Regions from separate parts of the Mus musculus genome. Here region 1 is linked to region 2. The links are chromatin loops, found by intact Hi-C in ENCODE. Cell type or tissue: heart. All regions are shown on one strand. Links, peaks and the distances in the headings refer to the core of each region. The heading gives the core; the rest is flanking DNA. Region 1 has its middle 31 kb from the start of 1700105F02Rik. Region 2 has its middle 85 kb from the start of Lacc1.

The links. Peaks named below come from ENCODE experiments on the same cell type or tissue, not always from the same donor. Only the 100,000 strongest peaks of a DNase experiment are listed, where the experiment ranks them.
Region 1: it touches region 2 in a loop (2.2-fold over the local background); 1 of 42 quality-filtered maps calls a loop at or near these places.

Annotation. Positions count from the first base shown.
Region 1 is chr14:76,704,636-76,712,974 of GRCm38, forward strand. No RefSeq gene overlaps it. Among named protein-coding and RNA genes, the nearest start is that of 1700105F02Rik, 31 kb to the left of the region's middle. In heart, for the core only: no CTCF peak of the experiment used is centred there; a DNase peak (open chromatin) is centred at 4,376; H3K27ac peaks cover 1,908 bases.
Region 2 is chr14:76,947,285-76,955,623 of GRCm38, forward strand. No RefSeq gene overlaps it. Among named protein-coding and RNA genes, the nearest start is that of Lacc1, 85 kb to the right of the region's middle. In heart, for the core only: no CTCF peak of the experiment used is centred there; DNase peaks (open chromatin) are centred at 1,367, 1,937, 2,297 and 4,337; H3K27ac peaks cover 371 bases.

The DNA.
Region 1 (8,339 bases), core at 248-8,247, 240 kb before region 2:
ACCATATACTAAATTGTTCACTTTTAAAAGCTATCTGAGCTGCGAGGGTTTCGTAAGAACCACTCGATGAATTCTGGTTTGGAATCAGGACAGAGCGCTTCAGTTTCTGAAATGGCCCTGATCATATCGCTACCATTTTCTACTGTGTGTTTCCATGAAGCTGCATACTCAGTAGTGATGGTTAGAAGATCAAAATACTGATGAGCTATGGAAAGCCTCGAAGATCTTCGGTGTCATGAACTGTTGAGTGTCCAGCCAAGAGGTAGGTTTCCCTGAGAAAAGTGAATGAGCCACTCTCATTTGTAAACATTTGCTTTTGCTCAAAATTCTTACACACACACACACACACACACACACACACACACACACACACGTACACATTTTCACACACACACACACACAATTAGAAGTCTTGAGTATTTTGTCTATCTATCTATCTATCTATCTATCTATCTATCTATCTGTGATATGTGTATGTGTGTGTGTAAGTGTGAAAATGTTTTAGGTAGGAAGGGGCAGCAGGTAGGAAAGGTGTAAAGGGCTCTCCTCTGCAGCCTCACTTTAATAGTGCAATGAGTAAAAATCCAATAACCCTGGAGACCACGGCCTTCATACCTTTTCAGCGCCACTAATCAGCAGCAGGGCCCTGGATCCTGAGCCTTAGTGGTTTCCTCCTGTGAAACTATGAGCATGTTGGTCTAGATGAAGGCTTCCAGTTGTCTAGGGCTGGAGCTTACAGGAAGAAGTGTACTGGGACCAAGGACATGTGTGAGCCTCGGGGGACAATGACATCGTGAGCATTTTATTCTGCTGCCCACAGGATATATAGTACCACTGTAGTTATGGGCGGAAAAGTGGAAAAAATAGGACCAGCCCTTGGGAGGCTGAGGCAGGACAGTTTATAGAGTTCAAGGCCAGTCTGGGGTCTATAGTCACACACACACACACACACACACACACACACACACACACACACACACACAGATTCACATCACACACCGAACACCAGAAAAACAATGCCAGTACGGGAAGAAAGTGGTTAAATTGTCTTCTCATGTTGAAAGTTTACTCAGCATGGTGTACTGTGACTATAATCCCAACACTCAAAAGCTGAGCCAGGAAGTTCAAGGCCATCCAGGGTTACATAGCAAGACTTCCTAAAAAAAGAAAAAAAAAAAGAATAAAGAATAAAAAAGAAAGTAAAAACATATAAGAAAGAAAGAGAAAATCAGAAAGTCTTAGCTGAATTCTTTCTCGTGGCACTTACCTTGGACAGTATAAATATCCCCTCATTTCATCTTAGAAAGATCTACCTAATAGAAAGGAAACTAAGACTGCATTTTTGATCCAAAGCAAAGGCAGGTTCTGGACTCCGCAGGCTTCTGACAGGCCGGGCAACCATGAAAGCTGGGAGAGAAAGGTCTGCCGCTTTCCCAGGGAGTTGTGGAGGGAGCGAGCCCGTCCATATTCCCAGGACTTTCCAAGGGCCGGCTCTATGTAAACAGAAGGTATTGTTCCACTTGCCACCCATAATTAGAAAGAAAACACATTATGAAACGTTAAAATACTAGGACTCTGAATCCTGGGTAATCAGTGCCACGGACATTCGCCAGAGTGCAGGGGACATGTGTGAAGGGCCACCTGCTTCCCTGAGCCAAACTCTTTTTCCTTGACAATAAGTCTGAATCCTGAATCTACACATGGATTGGTCTCTGGCAGTGGGGACGGCTGTGGAGAACCCATTCTCTCTTAGAACACCCCAGTTTCTAGAACCCTCCATGGAAGGTTTCACTGAAGGCAAGATCTAACAAAGGAAACGAGGTGAAGTAGAGTCTCTGGGAAGACTTGGGCTGGAAACTTCTTTTGCCAGGCCATCTGGTGGGTCTGCACATCACTGTGTCTGTGGGTCCTGGAGTTGGTAAGCTTTTATTGATAGCTCTCTGAGGAGTTACAATTTGTTGCTCACAATACAATACCTTCTGAGACTGCGATGATTGTGTGGTCCCCAGTTACCTGTGAAATCTCTTTTGCACAGTTAAAGCAAGGAGACACTATCTTGCTTTTTTTTTTTTTCTACAAGAATGTTTCACACCTCCATGGCTGCGAGGGAGAATTATGGGAGGTGGGAGAAAGAGCGGAAACAGCTTGCTGGAGAGAGAAGTCTCACACAGTAGGATGTTTTTTGGTCCCCAAAGAAGATAGAATGGAGCCACACCATCTTTACCCACCATTCCTAGAAATTTCCAGTCTTGAAATTAGTGGGCATGCTAGTTAATATTAACAACTGTGATCACACCAATGATAATAACATGCACACTGATGACATAATGATCTTTAAGCATTTAACACGTTAGCAAGCACTCTGTGTGTGCTGCTTCATTTAATCAACATGATTACTTAAAAGGGAAGATTATATTTATCATTCTCATGTTGTAAATACAAAGACTTAGGCTTAAAGTTCAAATACAAATGATGTAGCCATTGGTAAGATGTGCACTGTCTGGTAAATAACCCCTCACCTATGCTATTGTAAGTGAAACTCATTGGGTCACACTCGAGACATGGAAGTTTAAGGACTGGCTGGTAAGAAGGAAGGACCAATGGAAGTGAGAGAGGCACAAGAAAGTGTAAGAGATGGGTTAAATATAATCAATATAAGTGTGTAACAGTCTCACAGTGGAATCTGTTATTTATAGTTAATAAATGCTGTGGTGGTTTGAATATGCTTGGCCCAGGGAATGGCACTATTAAGAGGTGTGGCCTTGTTGGAGGAAGTGTGTCACTGTGGGGGTGGGCAGTGAGACCTTCCTCCTAACCAGGTGGGAGCCAGTCTTCTCCTAGCAGCCTTCAGATGAAGATGGAGAACTCTAAGCTCCTCCCTTACTGTGCCTGCCTGGATGCTGCCATGCTCCCACCTTGATGATAATGGACTGAGCTTCTAAACCTGTAAGCCAGTACCAATTAAATGTTGTCCTTATAAGAGTTGCCTTGGTCATGGTGTCTGTTCACAGCAGTAAAACCCTAACTAAGAGTTATATTATGCTAACAAAAATATTTTAGAATGACCAAACACCATGTTTACAACATGGCACTGCTAGGATGGAGTTCAAGCTTTTAGTCATTACAGTGTGCCACCTTCAATGATGCCCTTGACGTGTCTGCAAAGGATGATTTCTTCTTTCATTGGTGCCTTTGGTTTGAAGAAAGAATGCTTTCTGTAGGATCTAGGGTGCTAGTTCTAAAATATTATGAAAGCCCCCCTTTTGTTAGTTTATAGCACTCCTCACTGGCCGCCTCCAACCCCTCCTTCTTCTGGAAATAAATTCACTTTGCCTAGCAACGCATCACATGACATAACCAAGGTACAGGTGCAGTGGTTGGCTCAGACAGCAGCAAGTGATTTAACCAAATCACCGAGCCAATCACAGCTCTTCACCTTTGCAGCTGAAGGTGGCAGGGAAGTCTACATAAGCAATAAATCACTCTTTCAATTTTTATGTGCATGTATTGGCTTCAGTTATTTCAGGCTGGGTTTTCGAGAAGGATCCAGGCTGATGAAAAATGCATCTCTCAGTTCTCTGTTTTTGTACCTTTGTAGTCCCCAGTGGCTTCAGCTAGGGGAAGACCAAGAAGCTTGTTCCAGGGCAAACAAAAGAGTGAGATGGAGATGGGAAGGGTCCCCACGGGCAACACCCTCAGTCAGTATTTGGGAACAGTCAAGAAAAGCTTTAGTCTTCTTGCTCCAAATATTTGTTTAAATATGGCAAGACATTTTGCCAGGCAGGACTTGCTGCAGAAGACCCTGCCCTGCCCAGATGGAGGAGAGGTCAGAGGATTGAGGAGTCTTACTTTAGACTTTACAAAATGTTACCCCTTGGGCATTTCTGTTTGCATAGATTTTCTATATTGGTGTGCATATTTTTCGAGAGAAAAGTTTCTTCTTTGTGAACGCCCCACTAACCACCCTAGGGGGACCTATAATAAAAATACCAGTTTGTTTTTCTAACTGGGGGCTTGTGTTCAACACACACACACACACAAAAAATTGAGCTACAAGTAAATCACGCTCTGATCTTGAAGGATAAAATAAACACCGAGCAAATGCAGAGCTATGTTTTGTCGGAGCCAAATAGAACATGATGTTCAGAAGTTTCCAATGCGTTCCAAAATTAGAAGAGATCTTAGCCAAATGCATACTCGAGTCCCATTAGGAGTCTTATCGTTTGAACTCCCTTCTGTATATTTCTCTGCTTTACTCGTCCCAGTGGCTCCCAGGAGACCGCAGGGCCTCTCTCCATGTGTTTTGGAGCTGCCCCAGGACTGATCAGTTTTCTTTAGCTATTGGCAAACTGTGCCCCAGTTAGGATGGAAAGAGAGCATCAGAAACCTAGTCAGTGATCTCAGACTGGAAGGCCCACTTCCAGCCGCGATTCTTCTAGGAAGCCCAGCTGTTGCCACTGCATGTGCGCAGCGGGTAGTCAGCCCAGTCTGGCTCCGTGTTTACTCTCAGAAGCATTTGGTTAGGGAAGTCTTCATCAGCACTAAATGACTCTTTCAATGTTTATGTGCATGTATTGGCTTCAGGTGCCAGGTCTAATGCATTCACAGATCTGGTTAACCTGTGAAGGTCGCAGGAAAGGCTCCCTGGATCAAGCATTCTATACAATGTTCTGTTTCTGATTTAGAAGCGGTCTTTGGCAGGTCCTTTGGTTCAGGTGTGAGTTGGGGGCGTCTATCAGGAAGTTGTTAAAGGCACCCCCATGGTTGGTGGTCAGCCAATCAGTGTCAAGCAAGGATAGGCGTGTACTTGCTGAGTTACCTTCTCAGAGGTCAAGGGTACCAAATTCACAATAACATGGATTTGAATTTCCTTCCCTCCCCTTTCCCCCAATTCCTCCCTTTAAGTTTCTCTTTCTTTTCTATGTGCCTCTAAGAATAAGCCTTCATCTTACTTAGTTCTGCCCACTCATAAATTAGAATGTAGAAGCTAAAGCTAGCGAGTGCCGTCTTTATAGACTGCACACATTCTGACCTCTCCATTTCGGCTCACTCCAGGTCTTCCCTGTGGAATGCTTCTCCCCACTCCCCAAATGCCATTCATTTCATTTCTCAAGCCCATCTCAAGCCTCGGACCCTCTGCTCAGCATCACCCTGTCAACGATTTCAGCCCACTTTGGTTGCTTGTCTCTCTTATCTTGATCTCTACCATCCCAGAATGAGTACGGCATGAATATTAATTCTTTCATTCCTTTCATCTATAATCCATGACCTCACCAAAGCATCTTGCAGCCATGAAACATAGTTCAGATTCTTTCTCTTATTTTTGTCTCTCTTGAGATTTGAGTGACAGATACTTGACATCGACTCAAAGTTTATTATAATTTAATAAATGATGTACAAAATTTATGTACTAATAATTAGAGAATCTTATTGAGGTAACTTGAATAAGACTGGAATAGATCCTAAGTATTCTTATTGTGCCCATAAGAAGTAATGATGTGAGGCCGTGGATGTATCAATTAGCCTGACGATAGCAATGGTTTCAACTGTGTGTTTATATCAAAACATTGCATTTTACTGCTTGAGTATATATTGCTTATTTATTTTCATTTCTGGTTTGTGTGTGTGTGTGTGTGTGTGTGTGTGTGTACAGATGCACATGTGCATGGAGACCAAATGTTAAGAGCATTGAATGTCTTCTTCTATTGTTCCTTACAAACATGACCTCTTATTGAACTTGGCACTCACTGATTGACTAGACAGACTATCTGCCAGTGACCCTGCTGTATCCACCTCCCAGCGCTGGGATTATAGTCATGTGCTGCCATGCCTGGCTTTTTATAAGGGTGCTTAGGTCCTCTTGCTTACACCCCAACCCCCCGCCCTCCCCCACCCCCCCGCAAGCCATCTCCTCAGCAGCTAAAGTTTATAATTTTTGTTTGTTGTTTATGCCTCAGTATATCTGGAAGAAAGGCCTAAGTAGATGAAAGGGGAGCTCACACTCACAGATTTGACAACCATGTGTCAGGGTAACAAAGTGGGAAAGGACAAGATTTCATAAGTAGCATGTGCAATTACTGAACAATATTGTAGCTGATATTTAACGTCAATCTGACTAGACTGAGAGATGTCTGGGAGATTTGCGAAGGGTGCTCCTGGGTGTGTCTGTGAGAGGCTTTCGAGAGGAGGGGAAGCAAAGGCTCAGCACCTGTCTTGAATGCAGTGGCGCCGTGCAGTGCATCAGAAGTAGTAGAAGGAGGAGGATGTCTACCAGAGCAAGCATTCCTCCTGTTTGCTTCTTGTTCCTCTAGGGTTGGAACTTTACCCCATTATGCCTTTCTACAGTTTGGGTCTGCCTCACCCCAGGCCTAGAAACAACAACCAGCCAACCATGAACTGAAAATCAAAAAGAAATCCATCCTTCCTTAAGTTGATTGTCTCAAACTAACACAAACATAAAAAGTGAAAAATTAGGCTATTAAAAATGAGAATCATGGGGCTGGAGAAATGGCTCAGGGTCATTGACTCTTCTTCCTAGAGGATCCGGGTTCGAACTCCAGCACCAACATGGCAGCTCACAACTGTCTATAACTCTCTCATACAGACATATGTGCAGGTAAAACACTGAGACACATAAAATAAAAGTATGTTTTTTTAAAAAAAATTGTAAGGATCACTATCAAAAGAAAACATCAAAGTTTAAAGAAATGGAGTCATAGATTATGCAAAGTCATTAAAAATCATGCATCACTAAAAGGGTGTGCAAGCAATTTTATAAAGATGTCTTAGAAATTAATAAGAAAAGGATCACACGAGGAAAAAAATGTGAAAAGACATGTAGAGGTAGTTTCCAAAGAACTCTGGCTGGTCAGGAAACACAGGGAAAGATGCCCTGCCTTCATTCCTCATCAGGAAAATGCAACTTCCCTCGAGTGTATACGATCCAGCAACCAGAGTGACTAAAAGACAAAGCACTGGTTCGAGCTCCTCGCCATCGCCTGTTCAGCAGACTGACTCAGAGAGCTGCTTTGTAGATGCCACTTAGCTTTGAACAAAGAGCACATCTCCATCAGCAACATTCTCCTCGTTATCTCCAAACTGTAGCTCGCCTCCCACCTTAGGTACAGCTTGTAAGTCTCTGGGCGATGACGGTCTTACCAGACCTTGCATTTTAATCATGTTCTCCTTCTATTCCCACAATTCCCACCTTCTAATTACCACATGGCAAGGCAGCCTGGGATGCTAACTGAGTACAGGAGAGGGGCTCAAGGGTAATTAATTAATTAATTAATCATAGTGGGTTAATTACAAGATTCAGGAAAATAGTAGCAGCTAACTGCAGCTGGATTGGCCTTTGCTTATCCCCTCTGTGAGTGGAGTAGAAGACCACCCTATTAACCCAAACCTACCATAATGCCAGTTTCCACAAATGCATCTTAGTGCCCCCATTCCCATCAAATTCCACCCTAATATCACCATTCCCATGAAATCTACATGCTGCTGAGGCACCTCTTCTTTGGCCTGTGAGACCCCTGGCTTTGATTTGCCTGGGATTTGATTTTTTTCTTAGATAATTAACTTGGTTTAGGACAGTCCAGCAAGAACATTCTAGAACACTAAATATGGGCTGGAAAGCATACCCTCTTGTTTTTGTGTAAATTCTTTCTAGGATCCCCAAAGAAGGTGAGACAGTACAGGACTTGGAATCTGTGGGTCTGATAATAGTGTTTCTATTTAAGAACTCATTAGCTCTGGGACCTGGATGGTGTTGGAGACGGGTGGGCATTCAGCACCTGCCTGCTTAGCCCAGAATTATTAAGAGAATTCATTTATGCCTGTATTCACCAAGCTTTTAACATGAGACCATCTCCAGAAAGTACTTTAGGGGTGGGGTCACTTTATTGATTCAGAGGATGAACAAAACCTCACCATCATTGGCTGTGAGAAAGACTGCTCATGTGCCTGCTGTATTTCTCAGTCTTTCTCTCACCAGGTTTCCACAGAGCCTTTTCAGGCTGTTTTCTTTATTTAGGTGTTTGTTTGTTTGTTTGTTTGTTTTTGAGACAGGACCTTATGTAATCTAGGCTGGCCTCAGATTCCCTGAGTGCCCAAGGCTGACCTTGAAGTTAGACCTCTTCCTGCCTCTGCCTCTAGAATGCTACATTCCAGGCATGAACCATGATTCCTGGTTTATATGGTGCTGGGAATCAAATCCAGGGCTTGGCGCATGGTAGGCAAGCATGTTACAGAGTTACATATGCAGTCTCTGGATATTTCTCATTATCTCCTCCAGATCATGGGCATTTTAAAAGGGTTTCATTTTAAATTACGTGTGCGTG
Region 2 (8,339 bases), core at 143-8,142:
TGCCCAGTGTTCTTAGTCTTAGCTACTGTGAGCCTCAAGGCATGTAAGTGGCCCTGGAAGTTGACCTTCTGTGGCCCTCAGGCTTGGACTTACCACACCCCAACATTCCTCTCCGCTGAGATCAGCCTCTGAGGGTAGGAACTGATATCTGTGCATTCAATGGCCTAAGCTGAACCTCCTTGCTAACTGCAAGCTTCGGTGCCAGCTTTCAGGTCTCTCTTCTCCATAATTGTCTCCTGTGGCTGTTTCTCACCCTGAAGATGTGATTGAATCCAAGCCCCCCACCCCCTCCTGACTTACAAATGCTCCTGTTTTTCAGGACCTCTGGATTCGGATTGTTGTCTTATAGAGGACTGAACTTGGGGCTTCCCACGTGCCAGGCAAGCATGTCACCCCTGAGCTGTATCCATACCCATCCCTGTGCCTTTTTATCAGTGGTCCTCAGCCTTCCTAATGCTGCGACCCTTAAATATAGTCTCTCATGTTGTGGTGACACACCCCCACCCCCACCATAAAATTATTTCATTGCTACTTCTTAACTGTAATTTTGCTGCTGTTATGAATTATAATGGAAACATCTATATGTCTAATATGAGACCCCCAAAGGGGTCAATACTTACAGGTTGACAACTGCTGCTTTTTATATTGAGGCAGAATTCTGGGCTAACCTTGAACTTACTCTGTTAGCTTAGCAGGCCTCCAATGGGTAATCCCCCTGCCTCATTCTTCCAATTATTAGGATTATAAATTTTTATCACTCTACCTGGTGGCTTAAATGGTTTCAAATTCTAGTTTCTCTCTCAAGGTGGTATCCAGGTATGGTACTCCAAATCACAGGGTATGACATCACGGACCTCCTTTCACTGATAACCTATTCTGCAGGGCAGTCAGTATCTCACAAAACCTTCATCAGTATTTGAAGCTTGCATGAGGCTTGCCCTGTGGGTATGTTCCATTTTATTCTGCCTGACTTGAGGCTTCTGTTTCCTTTCTTATGGTCCAAGAAGAACCTATAGTGCCCTCCTTAGGTATACTTAACTGCCTCCTTTTTTTTTTTTTTTAACTTCTTTCAAAACCAAAAGACCCTCTTATTTTACAACTTTTACAGGAAGTCTTTGCAGATACGCAGGTATGGACAGTCCCAAAGATTAGAGCTATGTAAACTCATCATGGGGTCTCAGATGGTGAGCATCCTACCTAGCAGAAATAAATGCTCGTCACCACCCTGTGTCAACTTTCTTTTCCCACCTAGGCCTCTTGTCTTGTAAGCTGCCCCTAACCTACCAGGGGAATTACAGGCGGCATGAGTTTTGCCTGTTTGCTTTGTGTGCATCTAAATATCCTGATAACCTACTCCCTAGAGAGGACCTCGTAACCAGGCAACGCAAGTCATGCTCCAATTGTGAAGTCCTCTATCCACTTTGACTGTGGTGAGCTTTTTCAAAACAAGAACACTAAAAGCAGAGCCGTAGCCATCTCATCGGGTTCTGTCCTCTACAAAGAGCTAACAGACCCATTCCTCCTTATGAGTGTTTAGAAATTATGATACAAATACTTTTTTTAAAAAGTCTAAAACAGTGCATTCCACCTAAGAAGAAGATGTAAAACAAAACAATAAACCCCTGTTTTAAACAGAAAAGAGGGAGATGGAAGGGAGCTATCTCCTGTCTGGTGACAGTTTATTTTAGGCCTGATTCTTTCTCCATTTATAATTTAGTGCCACTTGTGTTTTGAGAAACACTGCCAAGTCAGATGGGTCTCTTAGGCAGGGACTTAATCTACACTGTTAAACACAGCTGTTCTGGTGCCTGAAGTCCTTAAGAGTCCAGCAGGACCTGAGCTAGTAAAATAAACTCAGAAAGAACCGTCTGGATTTGGGCTTCTACACACAAACCAAGCACAAATGAGCATGGAGCCAGCAGTCCTCCTGGGCCAAGGTCAGAGGCAGTCCAGGGACACAGACTTGGGAAGAGCGTTCTGTGCAGCACATCTGCTTTAAAAGCAGCTCGGAGTTGGACATGCTGGCCTTTAATCTGCAGGGCTTTGTTTTTAATGAGGGAAAGGGATCCTGATTAGTACTGCCAATGTCAGCACTTTTTGTAATAAATACTGCATTTATGAGGAATTTGGCCATCAGGTTCTGCATGATTAAATGGCCCTCAAGTCCCCCTGCCTCCACCCATGCTTCTGTTACCTAAAACAGAGAACATAATTATCCAGGTGAAAGGAGGGGCTTCCTCTCTAGTGCCAACTAGTTCTATTCAGGTCATGGCATGGCCGTGGCATGCAGGCCAGTATTGCACAGATGGATCGGGCTGGAACTCGTTCCTCAGGCTGCATTGGTTTGTGTGTGACTTAGCAGACCTGCTGTCATCTGGCTTTTCAGCACCACAGTTCCTCTAGAGCAGCCAGAATTCTCAGTTCTCACACCCTAGGCCAGAGCCTCTTCATCTTGCTTGATTTCATCTTCTTTAGATGCATGCTTGGGTATATTGTCAAAATCACGGGAATTGCACCGATCAATGACAATGAGAATCTGGTTGTGTGGGGGTAGGGTTATGCAATAGAAGAGCATGATTTTGTTGTTGTTGGCATTATGTACTAAAATTTAGACTTTATCTATTCAGTGAGCTTATCACATACAGAGTCAAAGAAAGGCAAAGGTATTCAGGACAATTAAAAACAAACAAGATGTCTACCAATGGGGGATTCGTTTCTTTAAAAGGAGGTATTCCTACAGGAGATGCAGTGTGTCTACAGAAGCAGGCCTTGTACATTGTACTTGTTGACTTGAGAGAAGTTCTATCACACAGGTATGACCAAAGGAATGAAATAGTGATGAAACTGAGAAACTCCCACTTATGTGTAAATCAAAGAAGTCACACATGACACTGTGGTCCAATCTAGTAGCATCACACAAACAGCCTGACAACAAAAAGTTAGCAAACTTTCAGAAAACACCAGAGAAGGGATGTGTGATTCCTAACCCACAGCAGCACACCTCTACAGAGCCTGTGTTCTCTCTTATCGACATCATAATAGGTGGTCTCTCCTCAGCATCCTTCTCTACTGTCAACCAAAAACTTTACTATCATTTGCAGAAGAGTCAGACCCCTCTGAGCCACCCCACCTCCATCTTCCCCCTTCCATGAGCAAATTCTTCACTGAACCATCATCTGAAAGATAAAGCACACCGAGGACATACTAAATGAACAAGAGTTCTTTGCTGTGTTGCAAAAGGAACAAAGGGTGTCTATGCGTTCACTCCACCATGACAGCGTTTTACCTTGTAACAAGTATGGAGCTAAAAATCACTGTCTATTCTAGAGACACACAGAGGTTCCTGCAGGGACGTGGACAACATTCTCAAGAACACTCACCTGGGTTAGAATTTCCCTGTGACCTTCTCTCTTCCCTTCTGTTGCTTTCTAGCTTCTGAATTATTCATGAACATGTTTTGTTTGCACTAGAAATTAAAAACTAAATAAATTCATCAAAGTGGACAAAGAAAAGTCACAGTGACATCACAGGAAACAGCACATGTGAAAAATTAAACAAAATTTGTGTGTGTGTGTGTGTATGTTTAGGTAAATACAGTTAAACTTTCTCTTCCTGTGTTCAACATCAACCAGCCCCACTAGTTTTTGCAATGATTTGAATTCCTCCTACATGTGAAGTTCTTAAGCTGATTATTTCACACATTAATTTATTTGACAACCCATCAACCCTGTTTAATGTGTGAGTGCACTGGGGTGTGACTTGGACTTCACTGATCAATTGCAAGAAATGTTAAACAGTCTGAACTAAAGTTTGATCTTTATTCATTCTCCCTGGGAATAGGGACTCAGCATCTACACATTTGTATCCCGTTCCATCTCTGTACTCCAGTGGTTCTCAACTTGTGGGTCGAGACCCTTTGGGGGTTGAATGATCTTTTCATAGGGCTCACCTAAGGTCATTGGAAAACACAGATATTTACATTACAATTCATAAAAATAGCAAAATTACAGTTATGAAGTAGCAACAAAAATAATTTCATGTGGGGGGGGGTCACCACAACATGAGGGACTGCATTAAAGGGTCATAGCATTAGGAATGTTGGGAACCCCCGTTCTATACTCACACATCCTTGTACTGCCTCCCCAATCTATAGCTGCTTTTTATTTTCCTTTTTATAATTCCTGAGCCACACAAGTTTCCCTCGAAGAGGAGGAGCCTGCCAGAGCAGTCTAACTTGTGACTCATGAGCTTCTCTTAGCTTGGGGAATTCTGCAGGGAGGTTTGCGACATATCCCTGCCAAGGTCCCTCACAGAACGTCAGTAGCCAGTGCCAGGCAGCTGGCACTCCTTGTTCCCTAGAAAGGAGCTTGTTAATCAGACTCTCCAACCACAAATGCCAAACTGTCCCCTTGCTCACTGCTGTTAAGTTCTATCCTGGGAGTTCCAGAAAGCAGAATGTGTCACCTGACAATTATACTTACACATCAGCGTTCCTTTGGGACTGGAATTAAATAGCCAAGTCCATTCTAGTTGTGGGCTAAAAGCAGATTTCTTTGTGAGGAGAAAGGAAATAGCTACTCCTTAAAGCCCCAAATGTCCTTGAACTCTTGGAGAAGTGATTGGAAGTAGGCGTTAGTAGGGAAGCTACAGAAAAGCCATCAGAGGAAAATGTTTAAAGAAAGTCACTGACAATTCTCTATGGCAGGACAGGACTCAGTGATATTATATAATTATCAAGCAGCATTTCAGCAACCGTAGCAGAGCGCCTGTCTCAGTCTTTTTAGTCTAGTGAAACTTGTCTTTTTATTCTCTAATGAAGAGGCCCTGTGTGCCAACATGGGTAGATGAGCCTGTTGAACGAGAGCCTCGTGTTTGACAGGATCCTTGCTTTCTCAGGTTCTAGTCTGACTTAGGAGGTATTGCGTTATGGCCTCATAAGGGAAAAGACCAATTTGCCAAGAACTCCAGGTTCTTCCATCCTTGAGAGCCCAGCTCGGTGGAGTCATTGTGTTCCCTGTGAAGTCTTCCTGGTTGGCTTTCCTCCTAGATGTCTCTCTGTGGATGTAATCACACTGTATGCCTCTCTGCCACCTCCCCATCACAGTTACTGCTCTGTATTTATACTATGATTCTTCATTTACTATCCAACACCACTCAAGGATTTAAACTTACATGGCAACATAGGACCAAGAGCTTTTTGTTAATCTTTTTTTCTCATGCTTCATATGTTTGATCATCATTAGTGCTCAATAATTTCACTTCCTGTTGAGAGGATGACTGATTTAGGTGGTTATTGTTAGAGGAATAAAGGGGCCAAAGCAGAGAAGATAAAAAAATGTCCAGACCAAAGTTACCATGAAGGCAGAAAAAGATGGGACCCGTAGATTCTTCCTGTTTGATTTAGAAATAGAAGGTGGGTCTTACCAGAAGTGCAGAGATGGGGGATTCTTGCTGCTCTGGTGGCTGTGGTGTAATATGGTGTCAGGTGTCAGGGTGGAGTATGGAACTTGTAATTGAGAATGGTGTAGGTTATACTCTGGGTCTGGTTGCTTCACTTTAATGCAGTGATTGGCATTAGACCTAGTCTCGATGTTCTAGAGTCCAGTCAATAATAGAACTGGCGCTTAGCCTTGTTGCCTGCCTATTCTGTTACGGGGGGGCGGCGGGGGGCGAGGGGCATAAGGAGCTCTTTAGTTATCTTATTCTGTATCATTTGCTTCAGATTCCGTGGATGGAATGACAATCAGTCACAAAGCCATTTCCACCTGAGCCCAGTAGGGAGATTGCTCCCTGAAAGTCATCAGAAGGAAAACTTGATTTCCTTATGACTCAGAGGACCCTGTTCAGTTGCCAGGAAGACAGTGCCACTGAGGACAATCAAAACCACCCTCAATTAACAACTCCCAGGGTATATCCTGCCACCAACTAAACATCAAGGAGCCCGTCCCTGGCCCTGCCAGCCATGCCCGGCCCCACAGGCATCTGCCTTTTCTCTTGATGCAATTGCTTGCTTAGGACTCTGAAGCAGACTTAGTTTCTACCTTGGAAGCTTAATGGATGCCAGGCCACATGAGGGAGATGACATCAGGGCTGAAAGGACAGACCAAGTGTCTGAACAGCTTGTTTCATAGCCATAGAAGGTTTTGGGTACCACTGCCAAGATGCTTGCTCTGCAGCTTATTTTCAACTGATGCTAGTCACAGTCAGAGTCTTTTTATATGAACAGAGGCCAAATATCCAACCCACAAACCCACTCTACCTCACAAGGGCAGCCTGTAGTTATCAGGCCATTCTTCAGCTTAAAAGGCATAAAATCAAAAACACTCCTTACACAACTACCTCATTCTCTAGCATGCATCCTTGACTGTTAACCACACCAATTTTTCTTAATTCCCCTTATTTTTGTATAAAATAGTTTCTACTTGAAACTATGTAAATGGCACAAGGGGAAAACAATATTTGCCTCTAGGGTACACCCATCTCGTTCCCACAAGAAATAAAGTGTTCATGATCAACTTGTGGCCTTTCAAAACATTCTCTCTATATAAATGGTTGTATCTTGGAGTATATTATGACTCTGCAAGCAACAAATATACTTTTTTTAATAACATGGAAACACACACATGCACACACAAAGGTGTTAGTCCAGTAAACTGGGAGTCTCTTGAAGCAAAGCAACATACTTTGCTATTTGGTAAATCCCCAGAGCATAGTACAGTTGAGTGATAGAAGCTCATTGCATGCTATTTGCACAACTGAAGGGAAGGCAGGAGAGAGGGGGATGCTATGGATGGTGGCAGATGCTTTCTTAGTTTTAAAAGAAGCTTGAAAAAATGTAATGTGTGTGTGTGTGTGTGTGTGTGTGTGTGTGTGTGTGTGTGTGTGTGTGTGTGCTTGATACCAGAGACATTTGTTGAACATATGCTAGATATTGTAGTCCCTATGGTTAGGTATCAAGGCAAGTATATAAATAACAATAATAAGTAGTGAAAGTGCTACCTAAGCATCAGAAAAGATAAGACAGGAAATCAAAGGATGCCTAAGGGTATTTCTATGGAAATGTTTGAATTAGGCAATGGGTGAGGGTATAAGACACATTTAATTTATAGCATATACCAATTTCCATGGCCAATTTCAAGCTCCCAATATATGTAACAACCTTCTCTTTTCAGCCAATAGAAACCTTCTGCATCTTGCTATTGAATCTGAGCATACCAGCCAACCTTCGGAAACCCTCTTTGTCTTCCCATCACGCTGACTTCCTAACAAGGTGTTCTTTGAGAGGTTTAAGCATGTGAAGGTTGGAACATCAAAGGACGATTTCTAGACCTGTCTATGTACACAGATAACTCTCCTATTCACCTAAGCTGCCTCTGTCTGGCTTGACCTCGGGGTCTCATTCCCTTCCTACCATCCTCTTTGCCTCTGGTGCTATATAAGCTGCTACAATATGCCCAACCCAGCTGTGCTGACTGTGTCAGAAGGTGGTAGGACACAAGAAAACAAACTGAGGCTGTGTATTGTTAAGACTCCACTCTCCCCAGCTTTACCCCCCTGAAGCATCGGTGTGTTAGATTCTGAATTTGTAGCAGCAACCAGGTGCCTGCAGTCAGAGCACATTGTAATACATACTAGGCACATGCTAAGATTATGGTTTTCTTTGGAGCCAGAAAACAAAGTACAGCAGCTATGCCATGAGGGGTCATGTCCAGATGCTGGTTTTCCTGAAAGTAAACAAAACAAAACAAAACAAAACAAAACTATACTTGTTTCTAGAAGTGGAACTTCATGACAATTAGTCAAGCTCAGATCATTTTCAGTATAACAATTTGACTTGGGATTCCAGTATTTATCAGAAATAATAAGCTAACTCCTCCCCCATACCACTTTAAGGCTCTAAAATATATTTTTTTAAAGACAAATTTCAAAGTACAATAGTCTCATTTATCAGACCCAGACTTGCTAGGCATTGTAACATCTTAATTTTACACTAAAAATAAACATGAAAAACTAGTTTGTTGGGAGTGAGCCCTTGGAGAATTCAATAGTGCTTTTGATGAAAAAAAAAAAAAAAGGCAGAGGCGTGGGCGGGGGGTTGTGGTGACAAAATTTAATTCAGCCCAGATAAAATAAAACAGCATTTTCATTTTCATTCTTTAAACATATCAATGTGCATTTATTTTGTTCTTTCTGTGGAACATTTCTAAGCAGGGCCAACTGCACAGATACAGCAGCGGGAGAGTCTCACAGTGTACCGTGTGCACAAGGGCTCCATGTACCAGTGATTTTAAAGCTTGTTTGTAAACAATGAGTTTTCCTTATGTGTGAGCATATATAAC